2 separate regions of the Homo sapiens genome follow, and region 2 is linked to region 1. Evidence: read pairs that join two places in POLR2A ChIA-PET (ENCODE). Cell type or tissue: OCI-LY7. All regions are shown on one strand. Each heading gives the region's core, and the rest is flanking DNA. Links, peaks and the distances in the headings are about the cores only.

Evidence for each region. ChIA-PET counts read pairs that join two places held together with the same protein. Peaks named below come from ENCODE experiments on the same cell type or tissue, not always from the same donor. Only the 100,000 strongest peaks of a DNase experiment are listed, where the experiment ranks them.
Region 2: POLR2A ChIA-PET joins it to region 1 with 12 read pairs; 5 of 35 experiments call an interaction of 5 or more read pairs at or near these places.

The regions. Positions count from the first base shown.
Region 1 is chr3:72,538,408-72,549,774 of GRCh38, forward strand. No RefSeq gene overlaps it. Among named protein-coding and RNA genes, the nearest start is that of RYBP, 97 kb to the left of the region's middle. In OCI-LY7, for the core only: no CTCF peak of the experiment used is centred there; no DNase peak of the experiment used is centred there.
Region 2 is chr3:72,486,838-72,502,783 of GRCh38, forward strand. No RefSeq gene overlaps it. Among named protein-coding and RNA genes, the nearest start is that of RYBP, 48 kb to the left of the region's middle. RefSeq lists enhancers at 339-856, 857-1,374, 3,272-3,976, 5,490-5,994. In OCI-LY7, for the core only: no CTCF peak of the experiment used is centred there; a DNase peak (open chromatin) is centred at 9,414.

The sequences.
Region 1 (11,367 bases), core at 7,043-9,542:
GACATTGTCCCATTTGAGTTGCCATAAATTGGGTCATGGGACCACCCCCATCACCATCACCCTGACCACAGTCTGGTCAGATCTGCTAGCCCCAAACTGCCACGTGTAGACATAAGGGAGCCTGGCAGCCAATGAGGAGGCCTGGTGCAAAAACTCTGACTGACAGAGAAGCCCTGCAGTAGACAAATGGGAACTATCCAAGTTAGGGCTTACCCTCTGGGGGACACATAGAGTGGAGGGAAACAAGCCGAGGTGGCAGAAAGGGAAGACAGAAAGAGTAGGTGGGGCTGAGTCACCACTCAACAGTCTTTTTTTTTTTTTTAAATCGTGGTATTTTTTCTACCATAAGCATTTTTATTGATTTTTTTTTTATTTATTTATTTTGTAGAGACAAGGTAATGTTGCCTAGGCTGGTCTTGAACTCCTGAGCTAAAGTGATACTCCCTGTTTGGCATTCCAAAGTGTTGGGATTACAGGTGTCAGCCACTGCATCTGGTGGTGGCTGATGCCTGTATTTTTATTTTTAAATTTTAAACAAAATTTAATGTTTAATTTAATTTATATTTATGTACTTCTCTATTTAAGTTCAGAGATAGGGTCTCATTGTATCTCCTAGCCTGGATTTGAATTCTTGGGCTCAAGTCATCCCGCCTCAGCCTCCTGAGTAGCTAGGATAATAGGCATATGCCATCACACCCTGCGAGGACAGTCTTAGAGTAGGCAGTCCCTTCTGAGGGAGTGACAAGATGGCCAGGTCGCTGGAACTGCTGATGTAGCCTCACCCATATTCCGTACTGGCTTGTTGACCTTAAAGCTTTTTGAATAAGCAGAGCTCATTACCTCCTTCTATTCCACCCCATGGAGCAGGGATGGAGGTTTGGGTCTAACTCAAATGCTCTGACGGGCCATCAGCTCCAAAACAGATAGAACACTCACTGAATTCAAAAAGCTATGCACACATGGGGGTGGTCTCTCCTTGCCCCCTTCTTCTACGTGGCTGAGCAGGAAAAGCAATGACCACCCCAGCCATTTCTGTCTCTTTAGATTCCTGTTCTACTCCCACATAGAACCCCCCTCACCCTACCTTTGCACACATATTCTCTCTCTCTCTCTCTCTCTCTCTCTCTCTCTCTCTCTCTCTCTGCTCACTGATGGGTGGGTTCTGCCCTTTCCTCTCATTGCAGTGGTAAGATGAGGAAGTCTATATGGGCTGCTTTGGTTCTAGATCACAAGTGTTGCATCAACTCAGATAAAAAGGTTCTATATCAGAGCTCACCAGTCTGCATTGGACATGCATAGGGAGCCCCAGTTAAATAAAAATGTATTTCATTCAGGACTCTTGGTTGCCAACAAAAAGAAGCCCAATTCAAATTGGCTTAAAAATTTAAAAAGATGAGAGAAGGGAAGAGGGTGCTTTTGCTTCAGTGGCTTCTGATACAGCTGAGTCCAGCAGCTCAACAATCACATCAAGACTCACTGTTTCCCCATTTCTCGCCTCAACTTGCCTTTATTCCTGAGTGGTAAGCACCACTATCAGCTACTCAAGGCTCACGCTCTACCAGTAGAAACAAACGAAGCCCTGTGATTCTCTTAGATTCAAGCCAGAGTCCTGGAAGACCTAGGTCAGCCAGGCCTGGGTTGCAAACCTATCAATGCACCCTCTGCTGGACTGGTCAGGCCTGGGTTCTGTGCCCACTCCTGGACAGAGAGTGGGCGAAGTCTGGCTCCCAAAGGATAGTCAGGGTCCTGTTACCAGAAGAATGGAGAACGGATGCTGGGAAGGCAAAACCAACAAAGGCTGACCACAATATATTTCATAGTTTCATTCTCTGCATCTTTATCTTTCTCAAGCAGAGATGTTCTAAAGCAGGATTTGGGTATGCCAACGTCCTGACCAAAACCATCTCCTTAACACCCTCCAGCATCACCATTTCCCATGAGCCTGGCCATGTGTTTGCTGGGATGGTTTATTTCATGTCCTCACTTCTTCCTATAAATTGTAGGACTTACTTATCCTTGTCAATTTCTTTTCTCTGCTTTGTAAGATGGCACGCGGCTTCATGACATCTCTCCAAAGGGCCTGAAGGCTGTGCCCCACATGCATCGCCTCAGGGCAAAAGCACATGCAAAACAAGCCACTCTTGGAAGCTGCCTCTTAAAGCAGAGCATCTCGGGTAATTCCCTGAGTCCCTAATAACACTGCTTCCTTGAGCCCCAAGGCTTCCAAAAGCTACAGGAGCATCCCAGATCTAATTTCCTAATAATATCTGTCTTTCTATTCTCTGCTATAACATAGCTTAGAACAAAAGCAAAAATATAGGGGCTCCTTTTTGATAAATTTTTCAAGGTAATACCTATCCAGAAGAAAGTAATCCCGGATATACAAATTAAGCATATTACAATCACTTCTATGTACAAGCACATGGATACCTATGTCATTTCTAATGAAAACAAGTGGAAATCATCTAAATATACAGCCAAATGAGATCAGTTAAGTGGCTAATGGTTCATTCACACAGCCATTCTGCAGCATTATGCGGGAACACTATGCAGCCAATAAAAATAATGTAGAAGAATATTGAATAATGTGAGAATATAGTCAGGATACGTTGCTCAGTGAAAAGAGAATAAAATCCTACCTTCAATTTCTTTTTTTTTTTTTTTTTTTTGAGACGGAGTTTCGCTCTTTTTGCCCAGGCTGGAGTGGTGCAATGGTGCGATCTCAGCTCACTGCAACCTCCACCTCCCAGGTTCAAGCGATTCTCCTCCCTCAGCCTCTCAAGTAGCTGGGATTACAGGAGCCCACCACCACACCTGGCTAATTTTTTGTATTTTTAGTAGAGACAGGGTTTCACCATGTTGGCCAGGATGGTCTTGATCTCTTGACCTCGTGATCTGCCCACCTTGGCCTCCCAAAGTGCTGAGATTACAGGTGTGAGCCACCGCGCCCAGCCGCTCCTACCTTCAATTTCTAAAAACTTGTACACACATTGCTATGGATTGAATTGTATCCTTCCCACCACTACTCAAATGCTGAAGCCCTAACCCCTAATGTCACTGTGTGTGGAAATAGGGACTACAATGAGGCAATTAAGGCTAAATAAGGGTATAAGGATGGGGCTTTCTTAGAATAGGATTGGTATCCTTAGAAGAGATACCAGAGAGCTTACTTGCTCTCTGTCTTCACATGTATGCAACCCAGGTGTCAGCTGGGGCTGTGGTCTCATTAGAGGCTTGACTGGGGAAGGACCTGCTTTCCAGCCCCCTCAGGCTGCTGGCAGAATTCAGTTACTTGTGGTTTAGGACTGAAGGTCTCAGTTACTTACTGACTGTTGAACAGACGCCACCCTCAGCTCCTAGAGGATACCACTGGGGTGTCCCTCCCGTGTGGGTTTCCTAAAAATGACGCTTGCTTCTTCAAAGTTAGCGGGGGATGCAGAAACCACACCAACATCTATGTCATGTAATCAGGTACATATAACTGCACACATTCTGTCACGTTTGCTGTATTCTATTGGTTAGAAGCAGGTCACAGTTCCATCCACACTCAAAAGTGGACCCTCACAAGGGCATGACCACAGGCAGATCATGGGGGCCATCATAAGCTACTGTCACAAAAGCTGTAAATAATTTTATTGATCATATTTAACACATTTAAAATGCTAAATGATGAAAGTTTTTTTACATCCTGCCCTAGAGACTTATTTTCACAGGACTTCAATTTTCTCTCATCTTATTTTTGTGACTGTCACTCATATCTTTCATATCCTATTTGCTTTACTATGTACACTTTTTTTTTTTTTTTGAGATGGAGTCTTGCTCTGTCACCCAGGCTGGAGTTCAGTGGCACAATGTTGGCTCACTGCAACCTCCGCCTCCCAGGTTCAAGTGATTCTCCTGCCTCAGCCTCCCAAGTAGCTGGGATTACAAGAATGCACCACCATGACTGGCAAATTTTTTTTTTTTTTTTTTTTAGTAGAGATGGGTTTCACCATCTTGGCCATGCTGGTCTCAAACTCCTGACCTCAGGTGATCTGCCTGCCTTGACCTCCCAAGGTGCTGGGATTACAGGCATGAGCCACTGCACCTGGCCTATGTACACTTTTTTTACATTGACTTTTATGCTTATTAGAGATGAGGTCTTGCAGTTCCATTCAGGCAACAGTGCAGTGGCATGATCATAGCTTGCTGTAACCTCAAATCCCTGGGCTCAAGTGATCCTCCTGCTTCAGCCTCCCAAGTAGCTAGGACTACAGGTGTGCACCATCATGCCCAGCCAATTTTTAAATATTTTGCAGAGACAGGGTCTTGCTATGTTGCCCAGGCTGGTCTCAAACTCCCGGCTTCAAGTGATCCTCCTACCTCAGCCCCCCAAATTGCTGGGATTACGGGCATGAGCTACTGCACCAGGCGTATGTAAACTTTTTAATAAAATGTAACGTACCCACGGAAAAACAAACAAATCGTAAATGTATACAGTTTGATGACTTTTCATAAAGTGACTGCACCCACATAATCAGTACCCAAACCAAGAATCAGCATATTTCAGGCTCCTGGAAAGCCCCTTGTGCCTCCTGGCAGTCACTGTGCACGCCCCCATCCCCACCAAGGGTGCCCACACTCCTGGCAGGGCTGCATATTTTAAGATATTCTCTTCCTCCTCTAACTTTTTCATGCCTGTCAATCTCACTTACAAAGTTGTGAGATTGTAGGATTAAGGATTTAGATACCAAACCTGCTCAGCCAACCAGGACCAAAAAGAACCTTTGCTACAGACCCAATTCTGATAGAAATGATGTTTTGGCTCAAGTAGGATTGAATTGCTGGAATTTGCTGGGTGATGGCATCCTCCCCACCAGAGAAATTGGAAGGGGAAAACTCTATTTAAGGGAATTGAAGGCAGAGAGAGGCAAAGCTACTGTTAGGTGCTCGTTTGTTCCTTAAAGTATGTCCCTATTTCCACACCGAAGTGAATTACTCCCCAGGGAAGTGAAGAAAACTGCAGATGTGATTGAGAAACTGTTAGAATTCTCTAAAACAGCACTGTCTAGAAGAAATATAACACAAGCCTCATTATGCAATTTAAAAATTTCTGGTGACCTGGGCCTGGTGGCTCATGCCTGTAATCCCAGCACGTTGGGAAGCCTAAATGGGAAGATCATTTAAGGCCAGGAGTTTGAGACTAGCCTGGGCAACATAATGAGACACCATCTCTATGGAAAAAAAAAAAAAAAAAAAAAAAAGTAGCCGGGCATGGTGATGCACACATATAAGTCCCAGCTACTCCAGAGGCTGAAATAGGAGGATCCCTTGAGCCCAGGAGTTTGAAGCTGCAGTGAGCTCTGATCACACTGCTGCACTCCAACCTGGGCAACAGAGCAAGACCCCATCTCTCTAAAAAAATAAATAAATAAAGTGAAATACATAAAAAAATTAAAATTTTTCTTGTAGGCACATTTAAAAAGTCAGAGGAAACAGGATTTCATAATTTTAATAACCATTAATAAATATTAAATAATAGTAATTCAATTTTAACAATATTTTATTTTCATATACTATATCCAAAATATTATAATTTTCACCTATAATCAATATAAAACTATGAATGAAATATTTTAAATGCAATAAGACATTTTACACTTTTTTCATTCTAAGTCTCTGAAACCCAATATTTTACATCTAATATTTTACATGTCAGTTCAGACGAGCCACATTTCAATTGCTCAGAGGCATATGTGGCTGATGGTTACCATATTGACCAGAGCAGTTTTAAGCAACCAGGAAGAAGTGTCAGGAAATGAGCAAAAAAAAAAAAAAAAAAAAAAAAATCCAAGTTTTCAAATGGTCCAAGAGTGGGTTGCAATAATACCCAAATGACAAATACGTATTCACTCATCAAACATGTTTGATGCAGGAGACTGAAAAAAGAACTCAAAGCTTCCGCCCTTAAGAACCTCATAAGGGAGACAAATGTATAGACCATTATAACATCAAGTGGCAAGTGCAGTACCAGAGATAAGCAAGAAGGAGCAGAGAGATGGCCCATCAGCTGGGAGGGTGGAGGGAGAATACACATTCTAATACTACCCTCCATTACAACTAGTTACAGTGCCTGAAATGCTCATCATGCAATGAATTCTGGGTCATGAAAACAGTCTGGTTAAAATGCAAATACGTACTCAGGCAGGGTAAACACATAAACGTATGCATGCCCATTTACATTCATTGTTTTTTGAAAACCAGATTTATTTGTGTTCTCTAGTGGAAAACAGAGCTGGAGGTATAGGGGAGAGATACGGGACTCAAGGCTCAACTGTGGAGCACTCAGGCTCTGAAGGCTTCTGAGAGGAGACCTCGTCAAGGAGAAAGAGCATTGAAAGTGAAGATTTAGGTGTCAAATAGAGAGGCTGAAAACTGCCTGAATTTGCCCATGGAGAAACCAGTCCAGACCAATGCCTTTCTTTATCTGAACACATGGCCCTCAGACCTCCTGCAACAGACTCACCTGCATATATTGTTAAAAATGTGTAGCCCTTGGCTGAGTGCAGTGGCTCACTCCTGTAATCCCAGCATTTTGAGAGGCCGAGGCATGAGGATTGCTTGAGCCCAGGAGTTCGAGTCCAGCCTGGGCAATGTAGCAAGACTTCATCTCTATAAAAAAAACTTAGAAAAAAATTTTAAAAATGCATAGCCTTATAACCCTGGGCCCCACCCCAGACCTCTTATGGTAAACAGTATTACAGTTCCCAGTCATTTGCTCCTTCTTTCCTATAAGACAATGATACATGGGGTTTTTTTGTTTTTTTTGTTTTTGGTTTTTTTTGAGGAGGAGTCTCACTTTAACACCCAGGCTGGAGTACAGTGGCACTATCTGGGCCCACTGCAACCTCCACCTCCCAGGTTCAAGTGATTCTCCTGCCTCAGCCTCCCAAGTAGCTGTGACTACAGTCGTGCACCACCATGCCTGGCTAATTTTTTTTTTTTTTGTTTGGTAGAGACAGGATTTCACCATATTGGCCAGGCTGGTTTTGAACTCCTCACCTCAGGTGATCTACCTGCCTCGGCCTCCCAAAGTGCTGGGATTACAGGCGTGAGCCACCACACCCAGCCTGATGATACATCTCTGATGCAAGTGTATGTCCCCTATGGGGCTGTTCCTTCTGTGTGAGTCCTTAAATGAAGAAAGTGTGGCAGATCTGATACACAGCCAATATGAAATGTCAGTAGAAAACAAACCTTTTTTTCATTATACGCCACTGAGATTTGAGGAATCATTTGTTACTGCAGTATAACCAAGCAAGTGCCAGCTGATACACATACTGAATCAACATTTCTAGAGGAGAAGGTAGATCCTGTGAATCTCCATTTTTCCCCATGGGACCCTGATTCTCACTAATGTCACCCAAACAAACAAATAAGATATATTCCGTTTGAGAAGTGAGCCTTTCATCAGACTGAAAGTTGAATGCTGGCCACAAATCAAATAGACACTTAAGAGTTTCGGGTTTCCATAAGGCAGAGTGTTCTGTGTAAATACAAGTTTTTGTTTGTTTGTTTGTTTGTTTGTTTGAGATGGGGTCTTGCTCTGTGGCCCAGGCTGGAGTTCAGTGGTGCGATCTCGGCTCACTGCAACCTCTGCCTCCCAGGTTCAAGCGATTCTTCTGCCTCAGCCTCCCGAGTAGCTGGGATTATAGGTGCACGCCACCACACCTGGCTAATTTTTGTATTTTTAGTAGAGATGGGGTTTCACCATGTTGGTCAGGCTGGTCTTGAACTCCTGACCTCGTGATCTGCCTGCCTCTGCCTCCCAAAGTGCTGGGATTACAGGCGTGAGCCACCACACCCGCCCGTAAATACAAGTCTTAATTGCTCAGCCAATTACAGTCCTAGAAATTAAGGAAAAGTAAAGCTAGACAGAAGCAGCCTCGCTAGCTCATCTGCAAGCTTGGAGTTCTTGTTCTATGCAAGGCCCTGGCCCTGGCCCTGAAGAGAGCTCCATGCAGCAAGCCCGAGCATCCCTGTCCCTGTGAGGCTTTCATCCATGGTTCCCTGACAATCAGGATTCTTGTTTTTCTGAGTTGGGCAGTGCTGTGGTCTGCATGTGCTCTCCAAAACTCCTGGGTTGAAAGTTTCTTTTTTTTGTGGAGTCTCACTCTGCTGCCCAGTCTGGAGTGCAAATGGCACAATCTCAGCTCACTGCAACCTCTGCCTCCCAGGTTCAAGCGATTCTCCTCCCTCAGCCTCCCAAGTAGCTGGGATTACAGATGCCCACCTCCACGCCTGGCTAATTTTTGTATTTTTAGTAGAGACAGGGTTTCACTATGTTGGCCAGGCTGGTCTCAAACTCCTGACCTGAAGTGATCCGCCTGCCTTGGCCTTCCAAAGTACTGGGATTATAGGCGTGAGCCACCACACCCGGCCCATATGTTAAAACTTAATCGACAATGTGATGATATTATTAGGTGGCGTCTTTAGGATGTGATTAAGTCGTGAGGGTAGAGCCCTTGTGAATGGGATTAATGCCCTTATAAAATGGCTGGGAAGAATTCCCTAGGCCCATTTTGCCCTTCATGTGAGGACACAGCCTTTGTTCCCTCTGGAGGAAGAAGCAACAAGGTGCCATCTTGGAAGCAGAGGCCAGGCCTCACCAGACATCGAACCTGCCTTGATCTTGGACTTCCAGCCTCCAGAACTCTGAGAAATAAATTTCTGTTCTTTATAAATTACTCAGCCTCAGGCATTTTGTTCTAGTGGCCCCCATGCAGCTCTTGTTCCAGAAGGGGAGGCTGGCATTGCTCACCCAGGGTAACCATCCATTTCTAACAGACATGGCAGTCACCACGTACTTCTAAAAGGAAGCTTGGGACAATATAGCACCCCTCCCTGCTTGCCATCCTTCAGTGGCTCTCCATTGCTTTTAGGAGTGCAGCCAGACTCCTTATCCGGGCACAGAAGGCCCTTTGTGAACTGACCTTGGCTTACCTCACTGGTCTCTCCTTCTCTCTCTCTCTCTGCACTCTAGCCATGCAAATATTTCTATAGTTCCTCAAAGTCACCACCCTCTCTTTCTCACCTCTGGGCTTTTGCATGTACTGTTGCTCTGCCTGGAATATGCTAGATTCAACTAACTCTGGGGCTCAGTTTACGTGTGACTTCTTTCAGAAAGACTTCTCTGACAATTACCAGTCCCCCAAATGAAAAAAAAACCCACTGGGCAGAAGGACTCCCTTAGGGGCTCAGCCACACTCTATTTCTGCAGCCTTGTTCTTAGCCCAGCGGATGGAGTCCACCCCATTAAATGTGCACTTCTCTGGCAGTCTGTAAGCCCTGAGAGAAGGGACTCTGTCCTCCCAGTATTCCCTCAGCCAGTGCAGTGCCTGCCACATGGCAGGTGCTCAATATATATTTCTTGCATGAATGAACAAACAAGGAATTTAAAAACCATTAGCAAAGCTCCTTTCTGAAACTACGCTGGCCTGGGATGCAGATGATTCTTAATAAATTTCTCACTTTCCCATGAATTTGGCAATAACTTATCTATCTCTTCCTCACTCCACTGCCGACTGCCACTCCCTCTTCTCTTTAATGTTCTTCTTGGGGTTCTGAGCCTTACCAACCACTGAGCTCTCCCTTGGCTGAATAACGACCAGGGAAGAGCCACCCCAACCCTGTTCTTTGAGCACCTACTAGGTGCAAGGGCACTGGATGCATGTCTGAAAGAATGCACCAACCACCCCGGGAGGTAAACTGTATTATTTTTGAACATTTCCAAAGTTGTGAAATATAACATTTGTATTCAGCCAGGTGCAGTGGCTCACACCTGTAATCCTAGCACTTTGGGAGACCGAGGTGGGCAGACCACCTGAGGTCAGGAGTTCAAGACCAGCCTGACCAACATGGAGAAACCCCATCTCTACTAAAAATACAAAAAAAAAATTAGCTGGGAGTGGTGGTGTGCACCTGTAATCCCAGCTACTTGGGAGGCTGAGGCAAGAGAATCACTTGAACCCGGGAGGCGGAGGTTGCAGTGAGCCGAGATCACGCCATTGCACTCCAGCCTGAGCAACAAGAGTGAAACTCCATCTCAAAAAAACAAAAAACAAAAAACAAAAAATTTGTATTCACAAACACCAAAAGCATAAATGTAGAGTTTAACAAAGTATTATCAACTAACATCTGCTTCCTCACTGCCCAGGTCCAGGTAAGTTGTCCATATCCCAGGGGCCTCACATCCTGTCCAGGCCACCACCTCTTCCCTCCCAGTTGGTAATAGCTTCCTTGCTTTGTTGAAGACACCTAAGCAGGCACCCCTAAACCACAGAGTGCTGTGCTTTTGAAAACCTCTTGATTAAAGTGTACTTGACATACGGTACACTGCACATATTTAAGGTATGATTTTAAGGTAGATATTATTATTGTCTTGATTTGTGAGATGAGGACAGTGAGGCCCAGAGAGGGGAAGTTGACTCTCCCAGGGCCCCACACCATCTGTGACGCTAATGGCAGCCTGGGCAAGGCTGGGATGGGGGTGTCCCAGGTTGGCAGGGAGACTCAGGGCAACTGGGATGAGCTCTAATACAGACCCAAAAAAGTCCGGGGGAAGAGCAGAAAGGAAGTAAAGAAGTAAGCTCATGCCTGGGCTTTGTTTCCCAGACATTCCCATCAGAGTGCATTTAAACCTCCTCCTTCCCACTGTTTCCCTTCACCCCTCCTTAGCGCTCCTCATGGAGACAGCTGGGTGTAGTTGCTATGAACGGAAGAGAACTCCTGGGGCTGAGAAGCCCAGGGAAGAACCATTCAGTTCCTCATTTTCCCAGCTAACAGCTTATAAAAATCTGTTATTTCACTAACAATTGAGTATGTGGAAACACATTGGAGTCGAGGATCATCCTCATTCAAGGCATGCACACAGAGAGGCAGCAGAGCACAGGGGGTAAAGGGCAGCCCTTGGGGTCACATTCTGAGCCTGGCTCTCACCTTCCAGGGTCCTCGGGCAGGGTCTTTTCCTCCCTGATCAGCGTCCGTTTCTCCTTTTAATGTGAGGTCGCAGCAGGTGCATCCGCGAAGACAATGCCTGTACAGCACTTGGTACTGCACCTGGCACAGAAGGAGGGCTTTGAAAATATTGGCTATGGTGGCGAATAAAAAATAACGTGACATGACAGAGGTAGAGAGCAAGAGACTTAGTCTTTATAGAATCCCCAAGGATGTGCCTTTGTTCTGGAGCATTCGAGGTGGAGACTCTGATGGTACCAACTTCAGAGGGGGCCACGCAGCCCTTGGTGGGGCTCATCAGCATTTGGAGAGGGTCCCGGGGGACCTCTGCAGTGAGATGGAGGGATGCAAGGAGTGAAGAGCCGCCTGTCA
Region 2 (15,946 bases), core at 8,387-10,886, 50 kb before region 1:
ATTATACAGATCAATCTAGTCTCTCACCAGCCTAAACAAATCCTTCCTCTGTAGCAAGAGGAAAGAGATGGGCTATCAATGACAAGGTTGCCTCTGGTGGGGTGATAGAAGAAATGTGAACATTTGCAGGCTCATAATTGTCTTGTAAACAAGGGTAAAGCAGACACAGTCTGTGACCTCAGCGAGCTCAGGTTCTGGAGGGAAAAGCTGGTCAGCCGGTCCAAATGGATATTGAGGTCTTCCAAGGCAGCATGGCATGGTTCTCAGGGCTAAACTGACTCTAGAACCGCTTGCTCTAGGGGAGGATCCTGGGGACAGAGGGACGGAATGGTAAATTAAGTTTCATTGGGCTGCACAGATCAGTTTGGAAGTCCTGTGGTCCTTTGAGTCCTCTCTGAAATGCAATGCTAGACAACAGTGCCAGGGTACTCAGGGTTGGTCTGTCTCCTCCTCCAAGAGAGCAAAGAAGGAACCAGGCCCAGGGACTCACCCAGAGGGGGCTTGGGAGCCAGTAAAATGAAAAACGTTGAATGTAGAGTTCCGAACGGTCTGGAATCCAGGTATTAATCTGTTGGTCCGTCATCATATTGGTCTTTGCAACATACAAACAAATCAAGCACGAGATTTCCCCCAAAGTTAGCAAGCTCCTGTGAGTCATTTCTCAGGAACTTGGTGGCAGACACTTGGCTGAAGGCAGCTGTGAGGAGGAATGTCCGTGGAGGGGGGTGGGGGGCGGTGGTGGCCACAGTCACGGGAGTGGCTGTGTGGGCGTGACTGTAGCTGGGACTGCTGGGCTATGAAGCTGTGGCTGTGTCTGTAGCTGGGGGTGGGGCTGTGGCCATGGCTGTGGCCACCAGCCTCACAGCAGTAGCCATAACAAAAGGAGGAGCTGCTGACTGGCCTCATCTCAGTGACCACATGGCATCATTCAAAGATTCGTGCTCCTGGTCCCTCAACGCAGGTAGAACTTTTGGCAGAGTCGGGGGAAACTGAGCTAAAGGCAGTGACAGGTTGTACCTACTTGGGCCATGGACCCTGAGGAACCTGAAAAAGATGAGGGAAGAGGTCCCTATCACACACTTTGGTGTTTTGTGGCTGCTGGTGGCAGTGGGGTCTGGCATGAGGGTGACCTGCAACCACACGCACCCAGCTCCTAGGTTCCTGGAGCTGACAGCGTCTGTGGCAGAGGGGCTTGACATGAGGATGCTGTCCCCAACTCCTCTGGTCCTACCCAACATTTTCCTGCAAGGTGGCCCTAACCAACCCCACCCGCATCATTCAAATCCGTGCTTGAAGGGACAACACCATCTCACCCTCTTCCTCATTTTCCATCTTTCTCAGTCCTTGCTGTTCACAGAATAGTCTCCTCTCTTCATCAGCCAGAAACAAACAAAATGCCTGTGCGAACCGATGCTGTGGTTTCACCAGCTTGGTCCTTCCACAAACAGCAAAACTCAGAGTTCAGTTTAGGTGCCTTCCCATCACCCCTACTAGAACACTTTGTCTCAGTAGCCACTGAGTTAACAGTTGTGAAAGCTTTTAGAGAAAGATACATTCTTGTGCTCTTGAAAGAGTATGATTTACATTTCTTTGACATTCTCCAGTTTCAAAAGCCACTTGCAAATGCCAGTACTTCGAAGCTTTATTTCTGTACCTACAAAGAAAGGCACCTCTCATAAAAGAGCTTTTTAAACCATGGCACTTTAGGAAGGTAGAACCTAAGAGGCACAAAACCATAATGATAAACAAACAAATCGGTTTGTGAAGTAGCTCAGGCCATGGTCCCTACTATTCTAGGGCCTCTTCATCTATGCTGATGGCGTAAGTTTACTGAGCATTTATTTGGTGTCAGGTACTCTTCTAAGCACCTTACCTGAATCATCTCATGTGATACTTACAGGAACTCTAGAACTCTAGACCAGTGATTTTCCTTTCTTTTTTTTTTAAGAGACAGGGTTGCTCGCTCTGTCACCCAGGCTGGAGTCCAGTGGCGTGGTCGTGACTCACTGTAACCTCAAATTCTTGGACTCAAGTGATTCTCTTGCCTCAGCCTCCCAAGTAGCTAGGACTACAGATGTGAGCCCCCGTGCCTGGCTAATTTTTAATTTTCATGTAGAGACAAGATCTCCCTATGTTGCCCAGTCTGGCCTCAAGTGATCCTCCCACCTCGGCCTCCCAAGTCACTGGGATTATAGGCATGAGCCACTGTGCTAGACCAGAGATTTTCAATTAGGGGTTATTTTGCCCCTTACGCAGGGGATATTTGGCAATGTCTGGAGACATTTTTGTGTGGTACAACTAGGGGGGATGCTATTGGCATTAAGTGCGTAGAGGCCGGGGATGCTGCTTAAACAACCTATGGTTCTTGGGACGGCCCCACACCAAAGAATTATCCAGGCCCTACTGCAATAGTGTCCAGGTTGAGAAGTCCTGCTCTCAGAGATAGGGATTATTATTCACCCCATTTTCCAGATGAAGACACAGAAGTACAGAGAGGTACTTCAAGATACTTAGGTTTATAAGCAAATATAATCAGCAAAAATGAGTGTTGGCAAAAGATTGAGAAAAGTTTGCCAATATATATATTTTTAATTTTTTATTTTTTCGAGACAGAGTCTCCCTGTCACCCAGGCTGGAGTGCAGTGGCCTGATCTCAGCTCACCGCATCCTCCACCTCCTGGGTTGATTCTCTGCCTCTGCCTCCCAAGTAGCTGGGATTACAGGCGTGCACCACCCACACCCAACTAATTTTTGTATTTTTAGTAGAGACAGGGTTTCACTATATTGGCCAGGCTGGTCTCAAACTCCTGACCACAAGTGACCCACCCACCTTGGCTTCCCAAAGTGCTGGGATTACAGGCATGAACCACCACACCTGGCCAAGTTTGCCAATATTTGGAATGAACTAAGAGTAGGAGGAAAAGAGAAGCCATTCGTTCTATCTCTGTTCTGTAATTTTCTGTTTTTGTATAACATTAATCTGTGGATCCTACTGAACTGACACATTGCAACAGCTCATGCGCAGTGGGGAGCTGTCCTAGACGCTTGTAGTGGCTGTAGCGACACTGCTTTCTAAACTCATTGCTTGCCTCCTCTTGACTATCACTCTGTTTTCCAATTTCACTGCCGCACTCCTCATTCTCTTCTCAATTTGCAACCTGTCCTTCCACTCTGTTAGGTCCATTTGTGATAGTTCAGTGTGTGAAGGAGGGAGGCCCCTGCCCTCTCGACCCAGCGCTTTCTCATATTAGACAGCCCGCATCTGTCTGGGAGGTTGTGGCGGATGGGGTAGGTGACCAGCTGTCTCCAGGTCTCTCCTGGGTAAAACCTCAGAATCATTGCAAATATTAGCTGACAGCCTATACAAGGAACGGGGCCAAAAGGAATTAAAAAGAGGATAAGCCTCCTTCCATATGGACTAGGATGAAAAAATGCTCACGATATTTTCAGTAAAAAAGCCAAGTACAAAACTGAATGTATTGATGATGATTTGTTAAAAGCTTTGCACTTTTGGATGTTCCTTTTACTAAATGAACATGCATTACTTTTATCGGAAATAAACAATACTTATTTTAGCAATAATGTTTTCTAAAAACAAACAAACAAACAAACAAAAAACACACAACAGCCAGGCACGGTGGATCACGCCTGTAATCCCAGCACTTTGGGAGGCCAAGGTGGGCAGATTATTTGAGGTCAGGAGTTCGAGACCAGCCTGCTCAACAAGGCGAAACCCTGTCTCTACTAAAAAACACAAAACTTGGCCGGGCACGGTGGCGTGTGCCTGTAGTCCCAGCGACTCAGGAGGCTGAGGGAGGAGAATCGCTTGAACCGGGAGGCGGAGGTTGCAGTGAGCTGAGATGGCACCACTGCACTCCAAGCTGGACAACAAAGTGAGACTCTGTCTCAAAAAACAAAAAAAAGAAAAAACAGGCAAAATTAATCTGGTGACCAGGACTGACTGGGAAGAGGCACCAGGGAGCCCTCTGGGGTGGCTTGAGAAGGACTGCCAGTTCCCTCTTGACTTCATCACCCAGCTCGCCACCCAGAGGGCTCCACATTTGCATAAACTACTCAGCAAAACAAACGCCCTTGGAAGTGACAGGAACCTGTGTTTCTAGAAGGCAGTTAAGCCACAATTTATTGGCACTCAAGCGTGCTGCTCCCTTGGGGTCTCACCCCCCAACCCCAAAACCATACTTACCTCCACTTCCAGAGGAGTTCTCATCATTACAATTGTATGGGGATCCCATTTCACCAACCTTATGCCTACAGTAATTTTGCTTCCCACTTTAAACCGTACCTCTTTGCCATGTCCCAGCTCTAGGGCTGAGCCAGCAGGCTTATTGCCTAAGGGAAGGAGAACAAGCAGAGAATAAAGAGGCCATTGATCAGCATTAGCGTCTCCAGGCTGACATTCTTGACCTCTGCGGAGGGACAAGGGCCTTGAAAGCAAGGCTTTATGGAGGAGAAAAGGTATTTCTCAACTCCTCAGATCCCTTCTAGCAAAGTCAAGCTGACAGCTCTAAGGAGATCTTCCCAATCAGAGTGTCTCACCACCCCCTGAGAGATTTGATAACCTCTGCCCTTGGAGCAGCCTGGCACGATCTGGACAGGTGGGGATCTCATTAGTCTTCTGGTATAGCCTCCACTGAGGTTCCAGATCCCCTCTTGGCCATGCAGCACATCATGCCCTTATTATTTTATATGTGTGCCACTCCATGAAAAAGGTGTTGGCCAGGCACAGTGGCTCATGCCTGTAATCCCAGCACTTTGGGAGGCCGAGGCGAGTGGATCACTTGAGGTCAGGAGTTTGAGGCCAGTCTGGCAAACATGGCAAAACCCTATCTCTACTAAACATGCAAAAATTATCTGAGCATGGTGGCACATGCCTGTAATCCCGGCTACTCGGGAGGCTGAGGCAGGAGAATTGCTTGAACTCAGGAGGTGGAGGTTGCAGTGAGCCGAGATCCCGTCACTGCACTCCAGCTTGGGCAACAGAGCGAGACTCTATCTCAAAAAAGAAAAAAAGAAAAAAGAAAAGAAAAAGGTGTCAAAGAACTGACCTAGATCCTTGAGTTTTGCCATTTGCAGAAATGCCCCAAACATGCTCATGCTGCCCTGGGAGGATGGTGGAAAGAAGGAAAATCTCAAGGGCCACTCATAAGGTCAGATGTCTTTAGGGAGTGGGGAGATTTAGAATCATCCAAGAAGTGACGGGGAAAATTTGAGAACATCAAGGTAAGTGGATCACATCACAGGGCACTGCGTGAGGAAGTCTGCCAGCCATGGGGGACCTCACCTCTGGTTAAGCACCATGTATCCCCAGGCCCAAAGCAATGGCACACAGGTGGTGGCAAGAATGTGGATAGAGGAATCTGAGAAAGATGGCTTGGCCCTCCATGGCCTGTGCATGGACTGTGGGGGACACCAAATTTCCCAGGGGCCTGGGCTGGGTCCAGGGAGATGCCAAAAGAACGCTGGCCTGTGATCAGGATGAACAGGCTGACACAGGCAGGGAATGCAAGGCCAGAAGCAAATGACCTGGAATCTGGTTGCTGGCCAGGGCCTGCCCCAGCCCATGGGATGCCTTTGTGCAAATTAGAAAAAGGCTTGCTCTTCTGACTCACACAGCCCCATGGGCTTGTGGCTTGGCTAGCAAAGCACTGGCTAGATTTCAGCTCTTCTGTGGACACCCTCATGGAGGGCGTAACTCTCACAGCACTTAGACATGACACTCATTCCAGGACATCACTACAAAAATCTGGGTGGAATGATAGTCCCCAGCCAGTCCAGGGAGTCTCTCAGAACAGCCATTCCTCACAGCCTGGGCGGATTCTGTTTCCCCTTCCACTTCCCAGTTTTACCCCAAATTCGCACATTCCTAAGTACCATCATGAAAGGATGGGGGGGGGGGTTGGGAGGAGATGAGAATTGGGAGGTGGGATTCAGAGCTCTGACTGCACTTCTCCCCCTCCTCAGTCACCTAATGACTGAGTGATCTCAGAGATTGGATAAGATTAGCCAGGTGTGGTGGTGTGCACTGACTACTTGGAAGGCTGAGGCAGGAGGATCGCTTGAGTCCAGGAGGTCGAGGCTGCAGTGAGCTGTAGTTGGGCCACTGCACTCCAGCCTGGGTGACAGAGTGAGGCTCTGTCTAAAAATAATAATAAAAATAATTAGAAAATAAGCTACATTTTCTTTCGTTTTTTCTTTTTTTTTTTTTCGAGATGGAGTCTCATTCTGCCTCCCAGGCTGGAGTGCAGTGGCAAGATCTCAGCTCACTGCAAGCTCCATCTCCCAGGTTCAAGTGATTCTCCACCTCAGCCTCCCAAGTAGCTGGGATTACAGGTGTGCGCCACCATGTCTGGCTAATTTTTGTATTTTTAGTAGAGACAGGGTCTCACCATGTTGGCCAGCCTGGTCTTGAACTCCTGACCTCAAATGATCCACCCGCCTCGGCCTCCCAAAGTGCTGGGATTACAGGCATGAGCCACTGTGCCCAGCCAGAAGCTACATTTTCTTTGCATATATAAGCATTGGGCAAATAAAGCCACATCCCTGCTAAACAATTTTCTCCCTCTTCTTACATTTTTTGGGAGGTGTAGGTACCTCTTACAGATAGAATGGGTGGCTGAATGCTGTTGTTTGTCCTGGAACTGTCCTAGATTTTGCTGATTTTCAGGATTATTATTAATAGCAACCCCCCCCACCAGCTTTCAGAAATGCCTCAGTACGGATAATATGGTCACCTATTAATAATGATACATCAGATGTTAGGTCTGCCTGCACAGCCCTTCCTTCTAGCTCAGGTTAACACCAAGGAAGAAGGGCAATGGCTGGGCGTGGTGGCACACACCTGTAATCCCAGCACTTTGGGATGCCAAGGTGGGCAGATCATTTGAGGTCAGGAGTTCGAGATCAGCCTGGCCAACATGGTCAAACCCTATCTCTACCAAAAATACACAAATTAGCCAGGCACCTGTAATCTCAGCTACCTGGGAGGCTGAGGTGGGAGAATTGTTTGAACCAGGGAGGCTGAGGTTGCAGTGAGCCAAGATCGCACCACTGCACTCCAACCTGGGTGACAGAGAGATACTCCATCTCAAAAAAAAAAAAAAAAAAAAAAAAAGTATAAGCACGGTGATGAAGCTTAGAAAGAAGAGTGATCCCTCTGGGCTGGAGAATCCAAGCTTAAGGATGAATTTGATGTGAATTTTGAGGGAGAATGATTTGGAGAAGAAAAGAGTAAGCTTTTGTAGACAGGAGAGTGTATGTATTAATTTCCAATTGCTGCATAACAAATTACTGCAAAACTTAGGAGCTTAAAACAAAAATAAATATGACCCCCCACAGTTTCTACAGATAGCGAATTTGAAAGTGGCTTGGCTGGATGGCTCTGGCTCAGGGTTGCTCACGAGATTGTGGTCACGCTGTTGGCCGGAGCTGTGCTGAGCTAAGGCTTGTCTGGGGCTAGATCTGCTTTCATGCTGGCTCACTGGGGTGGCTGGTGGCAGAGCCTCTCACCACATGGACCTCTCTGCAGGCTGCTTGAGCTTCCTCACAACATGGCAGCTGGCCTCCCCCAGAGCAAGGGATTCAAGGGAGAGCAGGGTGGAAGCTGCAATGACTTTCATGACTTAGCTTTGGAAGGCACACTCCATTGTTTCTATAACATTCCATTTATTACATAAGTCAGCCCTATACAAACTGTGAATAGAAAGAGGTGGGGCTTGTTGGGGACCATCACGGAGGCTGGCTCCCACACTGGGTGTCGCTAAGGCACAGAGGCAGATATAGGGAGCATGTGCTCAGAGAACAAGTGATTGAGCAGTTCGTCTGGAATGTTTAGTGACTTCCCTCCATCCTCAGCCCCAGCCAGTCCTCTCTAGCCTAAGTCCAGTCATCCAGTCTTGGAGAACAGTGACCCACTGGCACATTTGGCAAAATGAGCATTTACAAGTTCTTTCCATTGCTGAACTCTAGAGCAAAGTGTGAGGAAACATTTTGTTTCTGCCAGCATGAGAAATGGACTGTATAGGAAGCACATTGTTGCCTTATCTGGGAGATTAAGATTACCACTTTTAAAAAGTCTACTCCAGAAAAAAAATACCATTAAAAAACAATCATTTTAAATTCATTTTCACTTTCGACTTGAAGGCATTTTTCTCATTTTAAAAAATGATGTATGGCTTATGTAAGTTTTACAGGATGAAAAAGCATTAAGGAAAAATACACCCTGCACCGAGTTGCTGTCATTCTCCTCTAATACCTGACTCTTCTGAAACAAATGAAGATGAGGCTGAGTTTCTGGGAGTCTGTGGTCCTGCTGAGGAATGAAATGCAGCTAAGGTTGGGCCGACAGCATCCACTGCGGTTCCTGGCTGCCTGGCTCCTGGTGAGATCAGCATTTTAAGCAGGTTCAGGTAAGATCTGGGACACTTGGGTTTTGGAGTCACAACCGATCTTTGTTTTACTCTGTGATCCTGGGAATAGTAGCCCTTTTCTGGATTTTTCTCCACCCTTAGCTAATGTGTTAACAATGTGTTGTATCCTTGTCTTAAGTATTGTAGTGTTATCACTTAAAACTGCCTCGGATGTCCTTTTAGAGAGCAGTTCCTCCATGTATGACATTTTATTTAACAATTATTCCTTGTTAAATTCCAACGGATACTGTGAGACACATGGCAGATACAGCCCTGCCCACAGGGACCTTCCATTCTGGTGGGCAAAGAAAGGAATACTGAAATTTCATCTACAGAGAATCCACCCCAAGGTGAGCCCGCTATCTCTAAGACTTTCAGGCGGCACTAGAGTGAACTAACTAGAAGGAAGACTGGATAGAGATACTAGATAAAGAGATAAACACCAAATAAATGCAACAAATGGCCAAAAGGTCTAGAACCGTTTACATCTTAGATATCTGTATAATTTACCTCTCTTTCCCCATGTGTATAACAAATAAATGATATCAACTATTTGAGCTCTTAGAAATACATCCTTTCCACATTTACAAAGCTCAGAGAGTGAGTGCTCTCTATATGCCAGGCCTGGGGCTGATGGCCTCACATATTTTATCTCTGTTAACATATTTATCTCCCAACACACCTAGGGTAGGTCTTCTTTTTAATCCCCATTTCACAGATGAGGAAACTGCAGCTCCAAGTCAGTGTGGTGCATTCAAGATCACCCCAGTTAGTAAGCAACAGAACTGGGATTGAAATCCTGTGGATCTGAAACTCTCAACTACCACTGTGTTAGTGCCAGTTACAACTTTTGGCTTTTAGTTGCCTATGGAGTCTATTTTGACATTAGCCAGAACTGAAATTTAGTTGTAGCTCCTATGAACTGCAACGGCAAACTGAAAAAGAGGAAAGAAAACAGCTTGAAACCTGTTTCAGACCCTGCATGAGGCACAGAACGAAGTCAGCGGAAATGAGAAGCCAGCTGGATTCTGCAAGTACTCAAGTGAGCGGGGGGGCAATGGGAACCAACTTAATTGGATGATTATTTCAATTATCTAATTAAGAAAGATTACAGCTGAACAAAGACAGAAAGGGCCTCCAAGGTGATTTAAAAAAATAAAGTATCATAAAAAGTTGATTAGCTGGGTTGGCCCTTGGAGGAATTGGGAGGTTAAAGGGACTTCCCATTGGAGGCCCTGGCCCTTGGGACAGTTAGTCACCAAGGGCCTCTCCTCTCTCTTCTCTTCCCTCCCCAGTTGAAAGCTATCTGTCTGCCACCTTAGCTACTACTTAAGACTCAAATGGTCAGTAGCCTCCTTCCTTCCTCCCTCCCTTCCTCCCTTCATTCTTTCCTTCCTTCCTTTCCTTCTTCCTTTTTCCTTCCTCTTTGTTTCTGTATTCACTTAGCAAACAAGCAAAAAGCAAAAAACAGTCAAGATTTCCTTCCACAGTTTAGGACAGCAGTTATAATCTAGTTACTGCCTCCTCCCCACCTCCATGCCTGGCTCGCATCTCTTTTAAAAATATATAAATTATTTGCCAGTGTTTAAAAATCAAGGGTTTCACATAAAAGTCTAGATCTCTGGTTTTATTAGAAAAATCAGATCTGATAACACTGGTTCAACCTTCCCAGAGGTCTGACTCCAAATCTTTAACACTGCGTATGGCCTGGCATTGTCCAATCAGAACAGATGTCAGGCAGGAACCACCAGGGTGGACAAGTCCGTGTATCCTGGCTGGAGTTTGGGACCTCTGCCCCTTCAGATGGGCCATGTGCTCTCCAACTCCCAAGGTCTCCATCTGTCCTTTTTCCTTCTTGACACTGAGGTGAAGGTCACCTGCCATTTATCATCACACTTACTTGACCAATTTACATTAAGGAGGGAGGAGATTGTTTCCTTGGCTTCGCCTTTGACCCTCAGTCATCTGCCTGACTGGAGTTGGCTTGGAGCTTATGATCCTTGGTTCAAGGAGCCAAAAGCTTTTATTCCTTATACAAATTTAACAAATATTGGTTGAGGGACTTCACTGTGCCATGTGTTCCAGCAGAGCTATTAAGAACCAGGCTGTAAGGCCGGGTGCAGTGGCTAATGCCTGTTATCCAGCACTTTGGGAGGCCAAGGTGGGTGGATCACCTGAGGTCAGTAGTTTGAGACCAGCCTGGCCAACATGGAGAAACCCCATCTCTACTAAAAATACAAAAATTAGCCGGGCATGGTGGTGCACACCTGTGATCCCAGCTACACGGGAGGCTGAGGCAGGAGAATTGCTTGAACCCAGGAGGTGGAGGTTACAGTGAGCTGAGATGGCGCCATTGCACTCCAGCTTGGGCAACAAGAGTGAAACTCCGTCTCAGAGCCAGGAAGTAGAGTCAACAGTTCTGGACTCAAATCTTGACTCTGTCACTTACTAACTATGTGACATTACTCAATTTCCTGATTTCTAAATGAGGGAGAATACTTATTTTCTTTATAATACGGTTGAAAGGATTCCATGAGAAAGCATAAAAAAGGGCTTTGCGTAGTACCTGATGCAGAGTAAACACTCAATAAACGTCCATCAGTTTTGGGAATTAGGACTAGCTAATCATCATCTGTATCTACAATATGATAAGCGCTGTGCTATGCACCCATGTGTGTTATTCCACCCAATTCTTATGAAATCTCTAGAGACATCTTAGCTTGTTTTGTGCTAAGATATCTCTGCGCTAAGATATCTCTTGTGCTAAGATATTTATGAGTTACCCACCTGCAACTGGGTAACTCATAAAAAACGGAAATTTATTTCTTATAGTTCTGGAGGCTGGGAAGTCCAAGGTCAAGGTACTGAGGGCCTGGTCTTCACTTTCTTTCTTTCTTTTTTTTTTTTCTTGAGATGGAGTCTCGCTCTGTTGCCCAGGCTGGAGTGCCGTGGCGCGATCTCAGCTCACTGTAAGCTCCACCTCCCGGGTTCACGCCATTCTCCTGCCTCAGCCTCCTGAGTAGCTGGGACTGCAGGTGCCTGCCACCACGCCTGGCTATTTTTTTTGTATTTTTAGTAGAGACGGGGTTTCACCTTGTTAGCCAGGATGGTCTCGATCTCCTGACTTCATGATCCACCCGCCTTGGCCTCCCAAAGTGCTGGGATTACAGGCGTGAGCCACTGCGCCCGGCCTGGTCTTCACTTTCAAGAAGGCACCTTGAAAACTGCATCCTCCAGAAGGGAGGAACACTGTATCCTCACATGGCAGAAGACTGAAATAGAGAGAATCCATTCCCACAAGCTTTTTACAATTCATAAAGGAAATTAATTAGCAGCATTATTCCATTCATGAAGGCAGAACCCTCATGATCCAAGCATCTCCCATTAGGCCCCACTTCCCAAGACTGTTGCATTGGGAATTAAGCTTCCAACATATACATTCTGAGGGAGCAAAAACATTCAAATCACAGCAAAAGGTAAATAGCATTATCCCCATTTTACAGAAGAGAATGCTGTTCTTCAGACATTGGATTTTGCCTTTAAGGACCCAAGCATGATAGGAGAGATAAGATATGCAGACAAAAGATAAATAGGGTTAAAAGAAAAAAGTACTCTACCAAACAAGAAGAGAGGAGTTAACTGACATAAAAGACGAAGAGAAGAGATTACTTCTTCCTGGAAATAAATTATAACATAATAAATGCTTCTCAAATTTTAATGTGCATATAAAATCATCTGGGGAACTTGCTAAAATACAAATTCTGATTTAGAGTTTGAAGAGAAGCCTAAGATTGGACATTTTAAACAAGCCCTGAGGTGCTACTGGTCCATGGACCACACTTTGAAAAACAAGCTAGTAGTGGCCAAGGAACTGGTAGCCAATCACAGTGCCCCATTTCCCTAGCCACAGTGATTGGTTCAGGCACAGGCATAAGAACCAATTGGCCAATTAGAGTCTTCTCTGGAATTATATGTAAATGTCAGGGGAGAGAAAACCTGCATATCCTTCAGGACCATTAAGTGGGGATGAAGAAATCTTGCATTGCTTCTAGCCAACCCATGCTGTATCAAGAAAGTATCTCTGTAGTAGGAAAGAATGAAGCCACTAGGAAAGAGAAAAACCACTACAGAGCCAACAGAGAGATGAAGAAAGAGAAAGAATCCTGATGACATCATTTAAATACTTGGTATCCCTGAGGCTAGCTCCATCTCTGGTATCCCCAAGTACGGGAGCAATATATCTTTTTTTTTTTTTCACTAGGTGAATTAGATTTTTATCACTTCCAAGTCAGAGTCCTGAATAAATCGGGTATTAGTTATCTTAGTGTATTTGTTATCTGTCACTGTTTAACAATTACCCCAAAACTTAGTTGCTTAACATGGTAACAATAAGCATGTATTATCTCTCACAATTTCTGTGAGTCAGAGATTTGATAGCAACTTAGCTAGGTAGTTCTGGCCCATATCCTCTCATGAGATTTCAGTCAAGGTGTCAGCTGGGGCCACAGTTATCTGAAGGCTTGACTAGGACTAGAAAATCAGCTTCCAAAGTGGCTCACTCATATGGCTGGCAGGTTGGTATTGATTGTTTGTGAGAAGCTTCAGTTCCTCCCACACTTCAGGCCTTCAGGTGGCCTTCAGGCCACCCAGAAGACCTCTTGAATGTCCTCAAAACATGGCAGCTAGATTCAGAGAGCAAGAGAGAGAATAAGAGAGAAAGAACACTAGGCAAAAGTTGTATTCTTTTTATAATCCAACTTCAGAAGTCACATAACATCGTTTTCTCACATTCTATTTATGAGAAGTAAGTCACTAAGAGTAGCCTATATTGAAGGGGGAAGTACACTCTGCTTTTGAAGGGAGAAATGTCAAGGTATTTGTGGACATATTTGCAAACATAGTTTTAAACTGCCACACTTAGCATGTCACATGGCTGGTTAACTGCAGAACCAGGATCTGAATTCTTGTCCTGACTTTGCCACCAATGGTCTGGGTGGACCTGGCATGTCAGTCCATATCTCTGAGTCTTGGTTGTCTCATCTGCCAAATGAGGAGGTTGGATCTGATCCATTCAGCCTTAAAATCCTACAGGTGTTTATATCAAAGATACTTAAGGCCATGTATGTTGGTGTCCTTGTAAGAGTCTAATTATCTTTGCCTTTGCTGTCTTCTGAAAAATGACTCTTGTTCATGAGGAACAACGATGTTTTTCATCTGTAAATATAACTTGTCTCATATTGTCCTAACCCCCAAATTTCATCAAGCGGGACTTGATTCAACCCGCCACTTCATTAAACAAATCCCGACCACCTATGAATGCAGAGGAACATGTGTGTTTTACCCAGGGCCATTTGGGCACAATCAGCCTGACACAGTTGCTTAATGAAGTCAAGCTTCAGATGATGAAGATTTCAGGATGAGATGGAAGATGAATAGGCACATGACAACACAGTTGGTGAAATATTTGGGGGGAAGGTGGACTTTAATGCTATCAATAATGATAATGATGATGATAATGCCTTTGAGAGCTTATGGTTTGCAAGCACTGTGCTAAGTATGCCTTTTATCTCTTCGGTCCCCATAACAACCTCATGAGAAGGTAATATTAGCACCATTTTATGGATAAGAAAATCGAGGCTAAGTTGAGTAGAATGAGTTGCACAAGTTCATGCAGTTAACAGAGAGGAGAAATGGGATTAAGCCTGGGCCCACTGAATTTATAAGACTGTGTCTTCTACCACTACACACAACTGCCTAATTCTTGTATGTGACCAAGTAGTCTCTCAGAACCCAAATAAAAGTCTTACGAGTAGGTCTGATTTTATTGTCATTTTCAATTTCTTTTTTTAATCATAAACTTTGGTCATCCTCTACATTTTAAAGAATGACTTAAAATCTAAGAGATGGCTGGGCACAATGGCTCACGCCTGTAATCTCAGCATTTTGGGAGGCCAAGGCAGGTGGATAACTTGAGGCTGGGAGTTTGAGACCACCTGGCCAACATGGCAAAACATTGTCTCTGCAAGAAATACAAAAATTAGCTGGTCGTGGTGGTAGGCTCCTGTAATCTCAGCTACTTGGGAGGCTGAGGCAGGAGAATCACTTGATCCCAGGAGGCATAGGTTGCAGTAAGCTGAGATCACACCACTGCACTCCAGTATGGACAAGAGAGCAAGTCTCTGTCTCAAAATAAGTAAATAAAATCTAAGAGTTGCTCATCATTATAAAACATTCATGAGGTTCCCCACAGTGTGATCCTGTATTTGGTAAAGATAGCTAAATAGACACAGCCTCAAACCCATCTACTTAAAACACTCAGTCAAGGGCAGGCCAAGATGGTGCCGTGAACTGGGTAGGAGATGCCAAGGCAGTTAGTGAAAGGGGAAGGAGAATTCATCAGAAAAGTTAAGGCCAGATGGGGAGCCAGGAGGCTTGTAGGTGGGAGAGGCAGAGGAGGGGACAATGTTGGCAAATATCATAAGGTCCTGGACCGAGGCTCAGCTGGCGGGTCAAGAGGGTAAGCAGTTGGCACCCTGTTATACCCAAGTCAGCCAGCACAGGCGACCCAGTAGAAGTTGCAGGGTTAGCAAGTGCCAGGGTCCAGGCAAGTGGAAATCAGGCTGACAGGTTGAAATCAGGAAGGCAGCAAGATCAAGAATAGGATGAGGGAGTCAGAAGGCACAGGCAAGTGGGCTACAGACCCATGGACAAGAAAAAGCAGGCTGGGCACAGTGGCTCACGCCTATAATCCCAGCATTTTGGGAGGCCAAGGCAGGCAGGTCACTTGAGGTCAGGAGTTCCAGACCAGCCTGGCCAACATGGTGAAACCCTGTCTCCATTAAAAACACACACAAAATTAGCCAGGCGTGGTGGCGCATGCTTGTAATCCCAGCTACTGGGGAAGCTAAGGCAGGAGGATCCCTTGAACCTGGGAGGCAGAGGTTGCAGTGAGCTGAGATTGCACCACTGCACTCTAGCCTGGGCAACAGAGCGAGACTCTGTCTCAAAAGAAAAGAAAGAAAGAAAGAAAGAAAGAAAGAAAGAAAGAAAGAAAGAAAGGAAGGAAGGAAGGAAGGAAGGAAGGAAGGAAGGAAGGAAGGAAGGAAGGAAGGAAGGAAGGAAGAAAGAAAGAAAGAAAGAAAGAAAGAAAGAAAGAAAGAAAGAAAGAGCAAGTGTGAGGATCTCAGAGACAAGGTTTAGGCAGTAGCAGAGAAATTCATGATGAGATGAAGAAAGACTTCCACTTCCACTAGTGGTGGGTTAGGCTGTTTGGACCAACCCTCCTTCGAGAAACAACTAAACATGCTGGATGAATTGAACATCTTAGAAGCACGTAAGAGTTAATCATATAGTAGGATATTACCAGGCCAAAACTAAAAGGAAAACAGGAACCCAAAGAGATAAGCAGAGCTGGGAAGTCACTTTGGAACCAAGGGCATTGGCTGAATCCAGTAATTTGAACTTTTGTTTTGATGGCCTTGTGGGATAAGAGAGGCAGAAATCAAAAGTGCAGTCTAATT